Regions from separate parts of the Homo sapiens genome. Here region 1 is linked to region 2. The links are chromatin loops, found by intact Hi-C in ENCODE. Cell type or tissue: A673. All regions are shown on one strand. Each heading gives the region's core, and the rest is flanking DNA. Links, peaks and the distances in the headings are about the cores only.

Evidence for each region. Peaks named below come from ENCODE experiments on the same cell type or tissue, not always from the same donor. Only the 100,000 strongest peaks of a DNase experiment are listed, where the experiment ranks them.
Region 1: a loop joins it to region 2, with 5 times the contacts of the local background. A loop is called at or near these places in 14 of 110 quality-filtered maps.

Annotation. Positions count from the first base shown.
Region 1 is chr17:77,006,442-77,015,871 of GRCh38, forward strand. No RefSeq gene overlaps it. Among named protein-coding and RNA genes, the nearest start is that of SNHG20, 77 kb to the right of the region's middle. RefSeq lists an enhancer at 883-1,062. In A673, for the core only: a CTCF peak has its summit at 4,939 (motif pointing right); a DNase peak (open chromatin) is centred at 4,940.
Region 2 is chr17:77,242,238-77,251,667 of GRCh38, forward strand. No RefSeq gene overlaps it. Among named protein-coding and RNA genes, the nearest start is that of LACAT1, 6.9 kb to the right of the region's middle. RefSeq lists a silencer at 4,877-5,052 and an enhancer at 4,938-5,788. In A673, for the core only: a CTCF peak has its summit at 4,990 (motif pointing left); a DNase peak (open chromatin) is centred at 4,944; H3K4me3 peaks cover 842 bases; H3K27ac peaks cover 1,303 bases.

The DNA of each region.
Region 1 (9,430 bases), core at 573-8,572, 240 kb before region 2:
TTTAACAATGGAAGTTGCTAAATTTGTGGAGGGGTCTCAGATGCACTTACTGGAGATTCCTCTCAGAAGTCCGTGCTGCAGAGTCAAAATACTCCCTCTGAGGAGCAGGGAAGAAAGCAAACTTGCAATTCCTTCCCTTCAGTGTTTTGGAACCACACCAATTTGTACGATCAGCATTCTCTGCCCCTTCCCCTTTATTTATTTATTTGTTTGCTTATTTATATATTTTTTTATTTTTATTTTTTTTGAGATGGAGTCTTGCTCTGTTGTCCAAGCTGGAGTACATTGGTGCGTATGAGCTCACTGCAACCAGCGATCTGCAATCGCTTCCCAGATTCAAGCAATTCTCCTGCCTCAGCCTCCCCAGTAGCTGGGATTACAGGCACACGCTCCCACTCCAGGCTAATTTTTGTACCTTTAGTAGAGACAGAGTTTCACCATGTTGGCCAGGCTGGTCTCGAATTCCTGACCTCAAGTGATCCGCCCGCCTCAGCCTCCCAAAGTGCTGGGATTACAGGCGTGAGCCACTGCGCCTGGCCCTTCCCCTTTGATTTCCTAACTTATTCCCTCCTCTGGCTAATTTTGCATTCCCCTTCAGAGGCTGAGCTGGCCAGCTTAATGAGCCTCCCCGACTTGCCATCAGATAGATGGTGCACCATTAGCTGCCTGTTTAACAACCATATTTCTTCTTCTCGATGAGGGCTCAATATCTCACACATGAAATATTGCTTGGAGAGCCCCCAGTCCAGGACTTGAAGCACCGAGCAATTACTCAGCCGTGATTCCGGAGCGGTGGCAGCTTGGTGACAGCCGCCTCTTCTGTCTCCTCTGGTTGATTGGCGACCGGAAGCAGGCAGGCTTCCATTTTACCAGAGATTGATGGCTTCTCCCAACTGCCAGTGGCTCTCTGCGAAGCTCCCCCTCCAGCGTCCTCTTTCTGTCCTGACATCTAGAGCTGTGGGGCTCAGTGCACTGCCCGTGGGGGCCCACATGGCCTGCAGGCCGGACCCCTGCCGGGGGCAGGTGACTCCCAGGTGCTGACCTATGGCAACCACAGTTGTGATTCCCATGAGGTCATGTGACAGCTGAAAAGAGATAGCCGTGCGTGGTGGCTCATGCCCGTAATCCCAACACTTTGGGAGGCCAAGGCAGGCAGATCACTTGAGGTCAGGAGTTCGAGACCAGCCTGGCCAACACGGTGAAACCCCGTCTGTACTAAAAATACAAAAATCAGTGGGGCATGGTGGCGTGCACCTGTAATCCCAGCTGCCTAGGAGACTGAGGCAGGAGAATCCCTTGAACCCAGGAGGTGGAGGTTGCAGTAAGCTGAGATTGTGCCACTGCACTCCAGCCTGGGTGACAGAGCGAGACTCCATCTCAAAAAAAAAAAAAAAAAAAAAGAGAGAGAGAGGTAACTAGAGATAGGCACACAGCGTCTACTCTTCAAAGCTGCCTCTCAGATCACACACTCTCCCATCCCCTGGGCTGTTAATGTAAGTAAGCCCTTCTCTGATCCCAAAGCTGGTCTCTCCAAATTCATCCCTGTAGAAACTGCCCCTGAGGCCCCGCAGCCCCATTCTTTCATCATTGTTCAGTCTCCCTCTCTCTTTCTGGCCTTGCCCTTCCCTCTGGTCTCCTCTCTATAAGGGCTCTTCGAATGATGTTTGTGTTTTTGTTCCACCAAGTAAGACCAGGCACAGTGGCTCACGCTGTAATCCCAGCACTTATGTGAGGCCCAGGTGGGAAGATAGCTTGAGGCCAGGAGTTCAAGACCAGGCTGGGCAACATAGTAAGACTTTTGTCTCTACAACAAATAAAATGAAATTAAGCCGGGTGTGGTGGCACATGCCTGTGGTCCCAGCTACTCAGGGGGCTGAGGCAAGAGGATCGCTTGAGCCTGGGAGATTAAAGCTGCAGTGAGCTGAGATGGCGCCACTGCACTCTAGCCTGGGCAACAGAGATAGATCCTGTCTCAAAAAACACAAACAAACAGGCCAGGCACGGTGGCTCACACCTGTAATCCCAGCACTTTGGGAGGCTGAGGTGGGTGGATCACTTGAGGTCAGGAGTTTGAGACCAGCCTGGCCAACATGGTGAAACCCCGTCTTTACTAAAAATACAAAAAATAGCTGGGCGTGGTGGCGCGTGCCTGTAATCCCAGATACTCAGAAGGCTGAGACAGGAGAATTGCTTGAACCTGGGAGGCAGAAGTTGCAGTGAGCTGAGATTGTGCCACTGCATTCCAGCCTGAGAGTGAGTCTCCATCTCAAAACAAAAACAAAACAAAACAAAAAAACCACACAGACAAACAGAACCAGGTGAACCCAGGTGACTGGAGGGGAAGAAGAGCTTCCAATCACCACGCAGACCAAGTGGACCTGGGCTTTTCTCCTTCTTCAAACACAAAGAGGAAAGAACAACAACAAAAAAACAACTACTCAAAACAAATACTCAAAAGAAGGAAAGATAAATCCTCAGGATGGGAAGTAGAGTTCCAGGTCACAGCAGGACAGCAGAGACTGGCAATCCTCAAGGTTTCGGGTGGGACTGAGGTTCCACGGTGGGAACAGGAGGTAACATTTGGAGCTTACTTGAGGTAATGTGGTGGGAATGGAGCCCCAGTTCAAAGCCTGGAGCTGTAGATTGCTGCCCTTAAGATGGTGAAAAGGGGAGTAGAAAAACTTCGCCTTTTGGACCGGGGACTTGGGGCTTTGGATAGCAAAAAAGAAGCCAGTTGTCAGATATCAAAACCCAAATCCTGTGCCAAAAATTGGGGCAGAGTGTGATTTTATACTATGTGAGAGCTCAGGAGGTCTGAGTCAAGAAAATAATATCAAAACTGGTCCAGAACCGTTGACATACGTGAGCCTTGGCAGAAGCAAAGATGAAAGTGCCCTTCAGGGACAGTTACACAAACTAGAGAACACTGAACTTCCACAGGAGTGGGGGCAAATGCTTTCAATATAAGCCCCCTCCAAAAATAGACAAAGCATATAATAAACAAACCACCTTGAAAGAGAGACATTAGAACTAACAAAAGGAGGCTGAGCCTGATGGCTCACACCTGTAATCCCTGCACTTTGGGAAGCCAAGGCAGGAGGATTGTCTGAGATCAGGAGTTTGAGACCAGCTTGGGCAACATAGCAAGACCTTGTCCCTACAAAAAAAAAAAAAAAATTAGTCTGACATGGTGGTGTGTGTCTGTAGTCTCAGCTATTCAGGAGGCTGAGGTAGGAGGATCACTTGAGCCCAGGGGTTTGGGGCTGCAGTGAGCTATGATTATACCACTATACTCCAGCCTTGGTGACAGAGTGAGACCCTGACTCAATAAATAAATACATACATAAATAAACAAACATAACAAAAGGGGAATTGGCGCACCAATAACTGAATATTTTTTCTTTCCACATGTGACAAGGCAGACATGCCTTTGAAATGTGTTTAAAATGACATGAGAAGAAAAAGAAGGAATCAAAATCATAAAGAAAAAACATTTTGAAAATAGAGTAAGCAGACCTGGAAACTAATCAAATAGATCTAGATGTAAAAAATATTTTCATTGAAATTATAAATTAAATTTCTGAGATAAATAGCAGAGAAGAGCACATCGAAGAGAGAATTACAGAAATAGAAGATAAATAAAAGGAAATCATCTAAAATGTAGCACAGAGATATAAAGAGATGAAAAGTATGAAAATATGAAAGCACAATAAGGAAATGTGGAAGACAGAATGAGTAGGTTGAGCATGTGTTTTATAGATTTAGAAGAGATTAAAGACAACGTGAGGTGGGGAGAGGCAAATTCAAAATGCAAAATGACAGGATTTTTCCATAACTGAAGGAACAAGTCATCAAAGTATCACATTATCCAAACAGGGTAAATAAAAAGTAAATACACATCTGGATACACTGTGGAGAAACTAGAGAACATCAAAGACATAGAGATCTTAGAAGAAACCAGCTGGGTGTGGTGGTTCACGCCTGTAATCGCAGCACTTTGGGAGGCTGAGGCTGGCAGATCACCTGAGGTCAGGAGTTCAAGACCAGCCTGGCCAACATAGTGAAACACTGTCTCTACTAAAAATACAAAAATTAGCCGGGTGTGGTGGCGTGTGCCTGTAATCCCAGCTACTCGGGAGGCTGAAGCAGGAGAATCGCTTGAACGTGGGAGGCGGAGGTTGCAGTGAGCTGAGATCACACCACTGCACTCTAGCCTGGGCGAGAAGGCAAGACTCCATCTCAAAAATAAACAAATGAAAAAACAAAACAAAACAAACAAACAAAAAAAGAAACCAAAGAGATAAAACTACTTGCCTAAAAAGAAATAACACTTTGATTAATAGAATTCTCAGCATTGTCCATGGATGCCAGAAGACAAGCCTTTAATATCTTCAAAGCACTGAAGAAGTGTATCTGTTAACCTAGAATTATATGCCCAGCTAAACTATCATCCAAAAGGGAGGGCTAAAATGGAGACATTTTCAGACAAAGGCAGAGAATTTACCATTCATGGATCCTCACTGAATGAACTATTAAGAAGTTTGCTTCCCTTGGAGTGGAAATTAAATCCAGGAGAATTTAAATGATAGTTAACCTAACAAGCATTGCTATAAATAATACTAATATTAATAATGATCATGACAATTAGCCCAGAAGATTAAAAACAAAGTGAAATTGGCCGGGTATGGTGGCTTATGCCTGTAATCCAAGCACTTTGGGAGGCTGAGGCAGGAGGATCACTTGAACTCAGGAGTTTGAAACCAGCCTAGGCAACATAGTGAGGGTTCATCTCTACAAAAAGAAAAAAGAAGAAAAGAAAAAGAAAAAAGACTATAGACCCTCAAAGTCTAAAATATTTACTAACTGGCCCTTTACAGCAAGTTTGCAGACTACTAGTTCAGAATAAAGTTCCTGGGCAGTCCGTACCACATGGGGGCAGTATAGCCTCATTACAACATCAAGATTCAGGGGACGAATAAAATGTGATAATTGACTACAAAACTGGAAGAAAAAAAGTAAAAATAAAATATTAGCCAATAATGGGCAAATCACTTGAGTCCAGGAGTTCAAGACCAGCCTGGGCAACATGGCAAGGTCTTGTCTCTATTAAACATATTAAAATTAGCCATGTGTGGTGGCACATGCCTGTAATCTCAGCTACTTGGGGGACTGAGGTGGGAAGATCACTGGAGCCTGGGAAGTTGAGGATGCAGTGAGCCGAGATCGCACCACTGGACTCCAGCTTGGGTGACAAAGTGAAACTCTGTCTTGAAAAAAAAGAAAAGAAAAAAAGCTAGCCAATAATAACGTGCAAGATGGGAGGACAAAATTAGAGAAAAGACTGATAGGTAAGTTAACAGAAGTAAGTCCAAATATATGAGTAATTACAATAATAGTAAATGTATTAAACTTGCCTATTAATTGACTGAGACTCCTAGAATGAAAAAAAAATCCATCTATCCAAAAGTTTTTTTGTTTTTTGTTTTTTTTTGAAACAGAGTCTCATTTTGTCACCCAGGCTCAAGTGCAATGGTGCGATCTTGGCTCGCTGCAACCTCTGCCTCCTGGGTTCAAGCAATTCTCCTGCCTCAGCTTCCCGAGGAGCTGGGACTACAGGAGCGTGTCACCATGCCCGGCTAATTTTCGTATTTTTAGTAGAGACAGGGTTTCACCATGTTGGCCAGGCTTGTCTTGAACTCCTGACCTCGTGATCCACCTGCCTTGGCCTCCCAGAGTGCTGGGATTACGGGTATGAGCCACCACACCTGGCCATCAAAAGTTTAAAGATACAACTAAACCCGAACAACACAGAAAGATTAAAAATAAAAGTTGAAAGAAATATGTATACAACAGAAAGCTGGTATAGCAATATTAATACCAGACAAATGAGTCATTAAGATAAAAAGCAAGTTGCTAGTCAATTATAAAATAAATAATTCTTCAAGAACTGTACTAATCCTGAGCCTCTGCGCATCTAACCATTTGGTCTCAACTATAGAAACAAAACTGAAGGAGAAACCACCTTGCAATTATAGTGGAAAATTTTAACATCTTTGTTACAAAACTGTAGCTTAAATTAGTAGGAATATAGAAGATTTAAACCACACAACTAACAAGCTTGATTTAGACATACATAGAAACTAAATATTCTTTTTTTTTTTTTCTTTAAGCAGGGCCTTGCTCTGTCACCCAGGGTGGAATGCAGTGGCTCAATCATGGCTTACTGCAGCCTCGACCTCCTGGACTCGAGCAATTCTCCCCACTCAGCCTCCTGAGTAGCTGGAACCATAGGCATGTGCTACCACACCCGGCTGTTTTATTTTATTTTATAGAGACAAAGTTTTGCTATGTTGCCCAGGCTGGTCTCAAACTCCTGGGCTCAAGCAGTCCTCCAGCCTCGGCCTCCCAGTGTTGAGATTATAGGCATGAACTGCTGCACCCTTCGGAACTAAATATTCTTTTCAAACACACGCCTGACACTGAAAACAATTAGATATTAGGCTACAAAAGAAATTTCAATAAACACCAGAGAACTGATATACAGACTGCCTCTTCTGATGCTAAATAATAAAATGAGAAATCTCAAATACTTGGAAGCTAAAAAGCATACTTCTAAATAATCCAAAAGATAAATCATAATACAAGTATCAAACATTTAGAAGTAAATGGCAGTGAAAGAATGGCGTACCCTCGCGTGGGATACAGCTAAAGGCGATAAGAATAATGAGGCTGGACACAGTTGCTTTGGGAGGCCAAGGCAGGAGGATCACTTGAGGCCAGGAGTTTCAGACAAGCCTGGGCAACACAGCGAGACCCTGTCTCCATTTTTTAGAAATTGCGAAAAAGAATAATTTAAAACACTCATTACAGGCCGGGCGTGGTGGCTCGCTCCTGTAATCCCAGCACTTTGGAAGGCTGAAGCAGGCAGATCACCTGAGGTCAGGAGTTTGAGATGAGTCTGGCCAACATGGTGAAACCCCATCTCTACTAAAAATACAAAAATTAGCTGGGCGTGGTGGCGGGTGCCTGCAATCCCAGCTACTCAGGAGGCTGAGACAGGAGAATCACTGGAACCTAGGAGCTGAAGGTTGCAGTGAGCTGAGATCATGCCACTGCACTCCAGCCTGAGCGACAGAACAAGACTCTATCTCAAAAAACAAACAAACAAACAAACAAAAAACATTCAGTAGCAAGTAATAGTGAAAATTAATAAGGCAAGCATTCAACACAAAAAAATGAGAAAAAATACCCCCAAAATAAAAAAAGAATGGAAGGAAAAAAAAATAATAAAGATAAAGACAAAAATGTATGAAACAGAAAATGTACAAAAGATAGAATTAACAAATGTAAAGTTAATTCTTCAAGAAGACAAAGTAGAAGAACTTTTGGAAATAAAGATTATGAAAAAAGGGAAATCACATATAAATATCATGAATACAAAGGAAGGAATATACAGCAGAATTCTTTAGAAAAACAAAAACAGGACTATTAAAAAAATTTGTGGCAAAAAATTTTAAAACAGATGAAATAGAAAAATGCATAGAAAAGTAGAAATTATCAACACTATCTTAAAAAAGTAGCAGAAAATCTGTAAGCATTCAAACATTAAATCAGTAGTCACAAACCCATTTGCAACAAAAGTACCAAGTCAGACAGCATTACAGATGAGTCTTACCCAATCTTTAAGGAGCAAATAACTCCTATCACATACAAATTGTTCCATAGAAGTTTCTTGGGATAGGGGCAGGAGGGGCTCCCTAACTGCTTTTAAAAGGGTGACATAAATTAATGCCAGAAGCAGGCAAGAATGATGCCTGCAAGAAAAATATGAACACAGACACACAAATCTCAAATCAAAATTAGCAAAGCAAATCAGGCAATCTGGACATAAACACTTCATTATGAACATGAAGACTTTAACTCAGGAATTTAAAGACAGTCGAACACTAAAATATCTGCTAAAGAAATCCACCACATTGAAACATTAAAGGAGAAAGTCCATATGCTCATCCTATTAGATGCAAAAAGGGTGTTTAATAAAATGTAATACCCAATTGTGATTTTTAAAAATTCTCAGCAAACAAGAATAGATAGAAACGTTCTTAAACCAATATGAAACATCTACCAAAACCCTACCAAAAAAAAAAGCATCATAATGTACCCCCCACATGTGTACCACTATTATATATTTTAAAAGTTAGTTTCAATGTAGAATTTGAAACAAATCAATAAACTTTTTAAATTCTGTCACATTCTTTAAAGCATCACACTTAATGGTAAGACATTAGAATTATTTTCTTTAGGCTGGGTGCAGTGGCTCACGCCTGTAATCCCAGCACTTTGGGAGACCAAGGCGGGTGGATCACTTGAGGTCAGGAGTTCGAGACCAGCCTGGCCAACATGGTGAAATCCCCCTCTACTAAAAATATAAAAAATTAGCCAGGCATGGTGATGCATGCCTGTAATCTCAGCTACTCAGGAGGCTGAGACGAGAGAATCACTTGAACCCTGGTGTGCCATTGCACTCTAGCCTGGGTGACAGAGTGAGACTTCGTCTCAAAATAAATAAAGATTAGAGTTGAGGCCAGGCGGTGGCTCACACCTGTAATCCCAGCACTTTGAGAGGCCAAGGTGGGAAGATCACTTGAGACCAGGAGTTTGAGACCAGCCTGGGTAACATAGTGAGACCCCATCTCTTAAAAAAAAAAAAAGACAATAACAAAATAAGTATGTCTGCTTCATCATTTTAATTTAATATTTTACAGAAATTTTCGGCCGACATAAGAAACAATTATAACAGCAAAAATTACTTTGGATAAATATTTGGCTTCATTTAAGGGCCAGGTGTGGTGGCTCACGCCTGTAATCCCAGCACTTTGGGAGGCCAAGGTGGGCAGATCCCTTGAGGTCAGGAGTTCAAGACCAGCTTGACCAACATGCTGAAACCCTGTCTCTACTAAAAATACAAAAATTAGCTGGGCGTGGTGGCGCACACCTGTAATCCCAGCTACTCGGGAGGCTGAGGCAGGAGAATCATTTGAATTCCAGAAGCAGAGGTTGCAGTGAGCCAAGATCGCACCACTGTACTCCAGCCTGGGTGACAGAAAGAGACTTAGTCTCAAAAAAAAAAAAAATTTTTTTTATTTGTCTTGATTTAATTGACACCACTGAGAATTGATAGTGACTTAAACAAAGTGAGGGAGGGAAACGATTTTGCTTCCCAGGAGACATTTAACACTGCATTCTCCACCTCCCGGGTTCAAGCGATTCTCATGCCTCAGCCTTCCGAGTAGCTGGGACTATAGGTGCACGCCACCATACCTGGCTAATATTTTTTAAAGAATATTTTTAGTAGAGATGGGGTTTTGCCATATTGGCCAGGCTGGTCTCAAACTCCTGACCTCAAGTGATCCAATTAAAGTTTTTAATA
Region 2 (9,430 bases), core at 571-8,570:
CAACTGGACAAAATCCTCCTGAGGGCACCAGAAGTGAGCTGGGGTGGCTGGCGCCGCCTGGTAGGGCACAGGGCTGGTCTGCAGGGTCATGTGATTGGAGGAACAGCTTGAACTAGGTTGCCTGGCAGGTGGACAGGCACCTAACCCCGCAGCAGGTGCCATAAGCGATGAAGTGGGTGGAGGTCTTGGGGAGCGGTAGTGCTGTTCCAGGAGCTCACTGGGCTCCATACCGGCAGCTTCCCCACGGTTCCAGAGTCCTCCGGGCTGCTCGGAGCCTGGGCACCTCCCTGTGCCATTTCAGGGCCATTTCCCTGTGTCTCTCCCCCTCGCAGCACTTGCCGTGGGGCGCGTGAACCATGGCTACTGAGTGAACGCAAGAGCGTCGAGGGCTTTTGTCCTCTGACAAGTGCACACTCCCCCAGGCACCCACGTGGAATTTCAAACCCAGTCACTTCTTCCGGAAGACCCATAAATCGCTCCTTATTGTTGTGTGACTGTAAATGTGTTCTAAACATTGTCCTTTCACGCCTGCGTCCTCCCCTGTGTGCACACTTTATTAAACGTTGAAAACAACTCTTTATTATGGAAAATCTCAACCTCCGGAGAGTGCAGACAGCAGCCTTATGAACGCCTCCGGATCCAGCCTCTATATTTAACAATCGCTAACATTTTGCCATATTTGCTTCATCTGGTTTTCTTTTCTAAACTAATCTAAAGTCAGTTACTGTCTCTGTGACATTTCCCCCTAAATCTTTTTTAGACATTTTCTTTTAAAAATGACATTTTCTTTTACTGAACCACAATACCATGATCACAGCTAACAAAATTAACCCTGATTTTCTAATATCATGGCCTGCCCAGTCCATGTTTGTTTGGTTGTCTCCCAAATGGCTTTTCCAGCTGGGTTTGTTCAAAACAGGATCCCAGGCTGGGCGCGGTGGCTTATGCCTGTAATCCCGGCACTTTGGGAGGCTGAAGTGGGCGGATTATCTGAGGTCAGGAGTTCGAGACCAGTCTCACCAATGTAGTGAAATCCCACCTCTACTAAAAGCACAAAAAAAAATTAGCCGGGCCTGGTGGAGCATGCCTGTAATCCCAGCTACTTGGGAGGCTGAGACAGGAGAATCACTTGAACCTGGGAAGAGGAGGTTGAAGTGAGCTGAGATCATGCCACTGCACTCCAGCCTGGGCGACAGAGCAAGACTCTGTCTTAAAAAATAAAAATAAACAAACAAAACCCAGGATCCTGATAAGGTGCATGCGTTGCATTTGGTGGTTTCATCTCTTAGTCACCTTTAACCTGCTGCCTCCTTTGTTTTTTTTTTCTTTTAATTTTTTTTTGAGACGGAGTCTCATTCTGTTGCCCAGGCTGGAGTGCAGTGGCACAACCTCAGCTCACTGCAGCCTCCACCTCCCAGGTTCAAACGATTCTCCTGCCTCAGCCTCCTGAGTGGCTGGGATTACAGGTGCCTGGCACCACGTGCGGCTAATTTTTGTATTTTTAGTAGAGACGAGGTTTTGCCATGTTGGCCAGGCTGGTCTCGAACTCCTGACCTCAGGTGATCTGCCCGCCTCAGCCTCCCAAAGTGCTGAGATTACAGATGTGAGCCACCGCATCCGGCCATCCTGTGTTTTCATGTCTGACTGTGGAAGAGACTGGGTTGGCGGGCTGTGGACTTGCAAGGCATCCATTCAGGGTCAGCCTGGCTGCTTCCTCTGGCTGTGGTATACATACGCTGTTGCTTGTTGTGGCCTATGAAGTTGAAGTTAGAGCTAAACTAGGTCTGATAAGATTCAGGTTGTGCTTTCAGGCCAGAGGGTCTTATAGGTCATCAGAAGCACATTATGGGCCAGATGTGGTGACTCACACCTGTAATCCCAGCACTTTGGAAGCCCGAGGCAGGAGGACCGCTTAAGCCTAGGAGTTCTGAGACCAGCCTGGGCAATACAGTAAGATCCTGTTGCTACAAAAATTTTTTAAAAAGTGGCTAGGTGTGTTGGCATGTGCCTGTAATCCCAGCTACTTGGGAGGCAGAGGTGGGAGAATCTCCTGAGCTCAGGAGGTTGAGGCTGCAGTGAGCTGTGATTGCACCACTGCACTCAGCCTGGGCGACAGAGTGAGACTCTGTCTCCAAAAAAAAATGAAGGCACATCATGACTCTCGGGATTCTGAGGTTGGTCCCTGGTTTTGAGGTGAGAGCTGGTCCTCTCCATTGTTAGAGCTACCTCTTCCCTATTGGAGGCACCAAGTAAACCCGGGAGGACACATTGGCACAGGGTGAGCGCCGAGCTCCCTGCCAGCCTGTCACCAATATCCCCTCACCCCAAAACAATCCATGGCAACACATGGCTGGGCTTCCACAGTCTCTCCCTGCACACTCATCACACCAGGGGCTGAACCCCATGTGGGCTCAGGGCAGTCACCCCACTACATAATAAACGTTCCTCCAGCATTCAAAGCATTTCTTAATGGAAGGAGGTCCCCAGATGCATTTACAGCCTTGGTTCCAAACCTCAGGGCCGCCTGTGTGTAGTATTCTATAAAACTGGTTCCTTAAGAATCCACTTTGAAGGCCGGATGCGGTGGTTCAACCCTGTGATCCCAGCACTTTGGGAGGCTGAGGTGGTCGGATTGCTTGAGGCCAGGAGTTCGAGACCAGCCTGGGCAACACAGTGAGACCTTGTCTCTACAAAAAATAATAATAATCATAACTAAAAATAAATTACTTTTGAAAAATCCCCATAGTGAGGTTAGTATGAAACAAACAAACAAAAAAAAGAATCCACTTTGAAACCCTGTGGCCTACTGGGGTTTTGACATGATTGGAGCAGTGAGGCATGGAGGGTGGGCTGGGCTGGGGGGCTCAGCCAGGAGCGTGGAGCAGAGTGATAAGAATCAGAGCAGGGTGATAGAGGGGACGGGGAGGGGAGGGCAGAGGTGATCAACATTGTAGAAGACAGGAGGGTGGAGAGAAAAAGAGAGGGAGCAGAGGGAGTTGGGGAAAGGAGAGGGGATGTGGTTAGAGCTTTGGGAAGGAAATGTGGAGGGCCCAGCCAGACTCTGAGAGTCCGTGTAGGCGCGGGACAGGTGTCACAGTTCATCTCTGCAAAGGTCGGGTGCATGGTGAGGAGGTGACGTGACTGAGAGACAGCACAGTGCCCGGAAGAGAGAAGGGTTTCAAGTCATTTTGGCAGGACACGGCGGCACGCACAGCCCGCCCAGACCTAGACCCCTCGCTCTCCTCCACAGAGCCCCAGGGAGCAGCTGTGGGCTTCCCTGTGGCCGAGACCAGCCTTTGGCCTGGTGTGTGTGTGTGTGTGCATATGTTTATATGAGTATGTATGTCAGTATGTGTATGAGCATGTGTAAATATATATGTGTATATCTGTGTACACATTGTGTGCACACATGTGTATGTGTATATGTGTGCATGTATGTGTCCACGTGTATGTGCATGTATGTGTACATATGTGTGTATGGATGTGTGCATATGAGCATGTGTCTGTGTCTGTATGCCCATGTGTATGTGCATGTATGTGTACATGTGTGTATGAATGTGTGCATATGAGCATGCGTATGTGTGTGTGCGTGTTTACGTGTATGTGTGCATATGAGCATGTGTATGTCTATGCAAGTGCGTATGTGTCCACGTGTGTATGTGTACATATGTGTATATGTGTGCATGAGCATGTCTGTGCATGTCTATATACATGTATATGAACGTGTGCATATAAGCAGGTGTATGTGTGTGCATGTGTGTTTATATGTGTATGTGTGCATATGAGCATTGTATATGTATGTGTGTGCATGTGTGTTTATATGTGCATATGAATGTGTGCATTGAGCGTGTATGTGCGTGTGTCTGTGCATGTGTTTATGTGTATATGAATGTGTGCATATGAGCGTGTGTGTATGTGTTTATATGTGTATATGTGTGCATATGAGCATTGTATATGTATGTGTGTGCATGTATGTGTGCATGTGTTTATATGTGCATATGAATGTGTGCATTGAGCGTGTGTGTATGTGCGTGTATGTGCATGTGTGTTTATATGTGTATATGAATGTGTGCATATGAGCGTGTGTTTGCATGTATGTCTATGCATGTGTGTTCATATATGTGTGTATGAATGTGTGCATATGAGCATGTGAATGTGTGTCCCTATGCACATGTGTATATGTTTGTATGTGTGTTTGTGGCATGTGGCTCTGGGGACACAGGGCTATAGGTGGTCCCATGACTCTTCTCCATCTCATCCCCGTGACAGCTGCCCCTACCAAGTCCTGTGCTCCCTCTTACCTCTTCCCTGGGATGACAGTGGTCACTTTCCCCATGTTTTGGATGGGGCCTGCTTGTCCCCAACGTCCTTTAGCACGAAGGGGACAGGTGTCCTATTCCTGTGAATGGCCGGTTACCTTCCAGGTGCGTTAGAGTGGCTCCTCTAACCAGCCCTGCAGGGATCTTATTAGATCTTATTAGAGTGGCTCCTCTAACCACCCCTGCAGGGGGGAAGTGAGGAGCCGCAGGGCTGTGGAGGGGTCCAGGTGTCACGGCCAGGACTTGTACCCGAGCCCGACACGGGCGGACCCAGGTGTGCGGGGATCCAGCCCAGGTGTGCCGGTGGCGGCCGCCCCCACGGAACCACCTGGCCCGCTCGGGGACCCAGGTGTGCTGAGAAGGGGGTACTGGCGTTGGCCCGGCGTGAAAGGTCACCCTGCACCCCCGCACCCAGGTGAGGCGGGCGCGGGATCCCGGTTGCCACAGGCATCGGAGCGGCCGGGAGCGGGGGCAGGGGGAGGCAATGAGAACTCCCGGGGAGGGGGCTCGCAGGGGCCGCATCGGACGCCTGGGCCGGCGGGGCAGAGGGAGGCGCCCTGCTCTCCGGTCCCTCCCTTTGCCTCCCTCCCGCCCCGGGCGCCGCCTGCGGGAGCCGACTCGTTCCAGGGGAGGCAGCGCCACCTGCTGGAGTGTGCGCGTCTGCGCACCGGGCCGGGTTCCGCAGGTCCTGGGGCTGCGCCCGAGACCCCCGACCGAGTCTTCGGCGCCTCCAGCGCTTCCCCGGCGTCTTGGGCTGCGAGGGGCCCTTTCCGCAGGGCGATGTTTTAGCAGTTCTGGGAGGAAGGGCCCACTGCCGTTGCCCTCTGAGGACCGAGGCCGAGAGCCTGGAGGGCGTGGAGAAGGGTCTGACCGCCGGCTCTGGTCCTCGGGCTCTTGGCGACAGCGACCTCCCTCCTCCTCCGGGCGATGGTGACGGGCGCTCTCAGAGTGGCGGCCACACTAGGCGCAGGGCCGTCTTCCAAGTGTGTGGTCCTCTCAGACCTATGGAGTTGGTGCTGTTCTGGCTCCCTCTTAAAGAGCGGGAAACTGAGACACAGAGAAGTCCCACCGCCGGGGGTCGGGGTGGGGAGGGCCTGGGATTGGAACCCAGGCATGCTGGCTTGTGTCACCTGTGGTTCTCTCTGCCTGAAGATTTTTTCACCTGCCTAACTCATGAGCTGCTACTTACCCTTTGGGTAGCATTAGATGTCGCCTCCTCCAGGAAGCCCTCCCTCCCCCTCCATGTGAGGGTGGGCGCTCCTGCTATATGTGGGCCTACCGGCCCTCTGCGGGCTGGATCATCACAGTCTGTTCACTTGTCTGCCTCCTACCCCTTGACGTGGGCTCCCAAGGATCATTTGTGTCTGTCTTGTTCACCTGCCCTTTGTAGTGAACCAAACCTTTAAGTGCACATTTTAAAATTGATTTCCAAGGGGGCTGAGAGCTATGGAGGAAGAGCCAGGTCAGAGAGTCATCAGAAGCCCATATTTTACAGGATGTGGCTGGGGGCCCCTCTGGGGTGCCCCTCCAAGGAAGATGCTGAGCTGGACCTGGAGCACCGTGGAGGCAGGACCATGTCTGCCATGCTCAGAGATGGGTGCCAGGGGCGCTGGCTTGTCACTCAAGACTCCCCACTCCATCTGCCCTCCCCCACTCTCCCACTAACCAGGGGGGACCCACCTGCACCTCTGGTCACCACTCATGCTCCCTGGTGCTGGGCACCCCAGGGACAGGAAGAGGGCTGGGTGTTCCTGGCTCCTGCACTGCTTCCCAGGCCTGATCCCCATCTTTCTGCACCTGCCTCCCACCCATCAGCTTCCGCTAGACTGGAAGCCTCCAGAGGGCAGGTGCTGCCCCTCTTTCCCTTGTGCCTGGATTCCGTTGGCATCTAATCACAGACGAGGGACTGTGTCCCCTTCTCCACCTCCGTGGAAACTGTGTCTCACTCTCTATTCCAGGCCGAGCTGTCCATCCTCTGCTGGAAGCCTTGTGCCATCAGCCCTCACCTCCCCCTTCAAGCCTAGACATTCTCTCTCCTGGCGTAAATATGTTAACTCAAGGTTCTTTGCTCTAAAACCAAGGAGTTGTCTCCTCTCCCAGGTCCACCTCCTCTCTCTCGTGAACTCCCTGCCCCTCCACCTCATCCCTCCTCCATGACCTCCCCCTACTCACCATCTGCCCCTTCTGCCAACCCAGCGAGCTGCAGCTCTCCCTGGCATGTCACTCTCTAAACCTTCTGTCCCTTGGTTACGAGTGCAGTTCTCGCCTGGATTTCTTCCCGGCTCTTTGACTTCTCCCCAACCCTTCTTTTTCTGTTTTCCCCTTAAATGTGGACATCCCCACGTCCAGGACCTGGTCTCTGGCCCTTCTCCTCTGATTCATCTCAGTGGCGTTTCTCCCAAATCCCCGATTGCAGCCACAGCCACATGTCAATTAGGTCACCTCCATGTCCCGGCTAAGACGTGCCTCCTGGCCCCTGATGCGCCATCTCCCAGATGGAAATGCCATCATTGTATTTTTGCTCTGTCCCCACCAAAGGCAACACAAAGCATCTCCATCTGTTCCTTCATGTTCCCTACTCAGTGAATGACCGCTTATTTACCCACTGGCCCAGGCTCAGCTTGGATGTCCCCGGGCCGTCGTTTCCAGATCTCATCTTCAAATCCTGGCGATCTTCGCCCAGGAGCTGTGGACTCCTCTTCTCTGCCTGCCGCCCCTGCCCTGTCCAGCGTCCACCTCTCCCAAATGGCCCACTGGGTCCCTCCCTCCTGGCCCCCCTGCATCTAGGAGCAGCCCTCCTCCAACAGTTGGAAGGGTCTTCCCAAAACACAGATGAGACCTTGTCATCTTGAAACTCTTCATTGGCTCTGAATTGTCTTAGGATCAAGCCCAAACTCCTTCAGAGTCTGGGAAGGGGCCCCTCGTTCTGGGTCTGGCTCTGTCTCCCAGGGTCTCCCCCGCCTTGCCTGCTCTGTCTGGCCACACTGACAGTGCCCTGATGGGCCATGTCCTCTTCCCCTCAGCGCCTTTGCGTGTCCCAGCTTTCTGAGCCCAGACAGCCCTCTCCCCATTTTGGGGGGCCCACCTCACCTATCAGGGTGCAGCTTCTCCTCTGAGAAGACTTCTTTGCTCCCCAAGCCTGGATTTGATGCCATCTGCCTGTATTGACCTGGCTAAGCCAACACCCTAGCCCTAGGCTACCCTCAACCAACACCCCTGACCACACTGTGTGTGAATTACACCCCTGACCACACTGTGTGTGAATTACACCCCTGACCACACTGTGTGTGAATTACACCCCTGACCACACTGTGTATGAATTACACCCCTGACCACACTGTGTGTGAATTACACCCCTGACCACACTGTGTGTGAATTCCTCCTTTCCTTGTTTCTGTGCCCATTCAAGCTGTAAGCCCCTTTGGAAGAGACTGGGCCTTCACAATTATCATCTCAGCACCAAGCACAGAACCCACCTCAATAAATGGTTAATTTGAGACTTCTGTCTCTCTCTTTTTTTTTTTTTTTGAGACAGAGTTTCGCTCTTATCCCGCAGGCTGGAGTGCAATGGTACGGATCTCGGCTCACTGCAACCTCTGCCTCCCAGGTTCAAGCGATTCTTCTGCCTCAGCCCCCCAAGTAGCTGGGATTACAGGCATGCACCACCACGCCTGCCTAATTTTTTTTTTCTTTTTTGAGATGGACCTGACTCTGTCACCCAGGCTGGAGTGCAGCGGCGCAATCCTGGCTCACTGCAACCTCCACCTCCCGGGTTCAAGTGATTCTCCTGCCTCAGCCTCCCAAGTAGCTGGGATTACAGGCGCCCGCCACCACACCCAGCTAATTTTTGTATTTTTAGTAGAGATGGGGTTTCACCATGTTGGTCAGGCTGGTCTCAAACTCCTGACCTCACGTGATCCACCCGCCTCAGCCTTCCAAAGTGCTGGAATTACAGGCGTGAGCCACCACGCCCAGACGAGACTGCTCTCTTTTAATTTATATTTATTTATTTATTATTTTTAGAGTCAGGGCCTCACCACATTGCTCCGGCTGGAGTATGGTGGCTACTTACAGGTGCCAGCACAGCATACGGCAACCTCAAATGACTGGTCTCAAGCGATCCTACTGCCTCAGCCTCTCAAGTAGCTGAAACTAGAGATATCTTTATTCTTAATGTAAGTATTTAGTGCTATAAGTATCCCTCTCGGCTGGGCACAGTGGTTCACACAGGTAATCCCAGTACTTTAGGAGGCTGAAGCGGGAAGATCACTTGAGGCCAGGAGTTCAAGACTGAGCAACCTCAAAACCCTGTTTCTAGCAAAAAAAGAAAAAAAGCAAGCTAGGTGTGGGGGGCATGTTCCTGTAGTCCCAGTTCATCAGGAGGCTGAGGTGGGAGGATTGCTTGAGCCTGAGGAGTCGAGGCTGCAGTGGGCTGTGATCACACCACTACACTCCAGCCTGGGCAACAGAGCAAGACTCTGTCTCAAAAAAATAATAAAAAATAAAAATAAGAAAATTTCTTTCTCAGCATTGCCTCAGATGCATCCCACATATTTTGGTATGCTGTCCTTTAATTCTCATTCAGTTTTATAGATTTCTTAATTTTCTTTGAGACTTCCTCATTGACGTGGATATTTAGAGGTGTACTGTTCAATTTCCAAGTGTTTAGAGATTTTCCTGTAGTCTTTCTGTTACTGATTTTTTTTTTTTTTTTTTGAAACAGAGTCTCACTCTGTCACCCAGGCTGAAGTGCAGTGGCACCATCACAGCTCAACCCCACCCCCCATCAGCAGTCTTGGCCCCACAATCCCTAGGCTCAAGCAATTCTCGTGCTTCAGCCTCCCAAGTAGTTGGGACTACAGGCATGTGCCACCACACCCGGCTATTTTTTGTAACTTTAGTAGAGTCGGGGTTTCACCATGTTGGCCAGGCTGGTCTCAAACTCCTGACCTCAAGTCATCCACATCACTTCTGGCCTCCGTAGTTTCAGATGAGATAATTTGAACTGGTGTCCCTATAGGTAATGTGTTGTTTCTCTGGCTGTTCTGAGGAGATTTTTTGTCTTTAGTTTTCAGAAGTTTAATGATGATATCTCAGTGTAGATTTCTTTG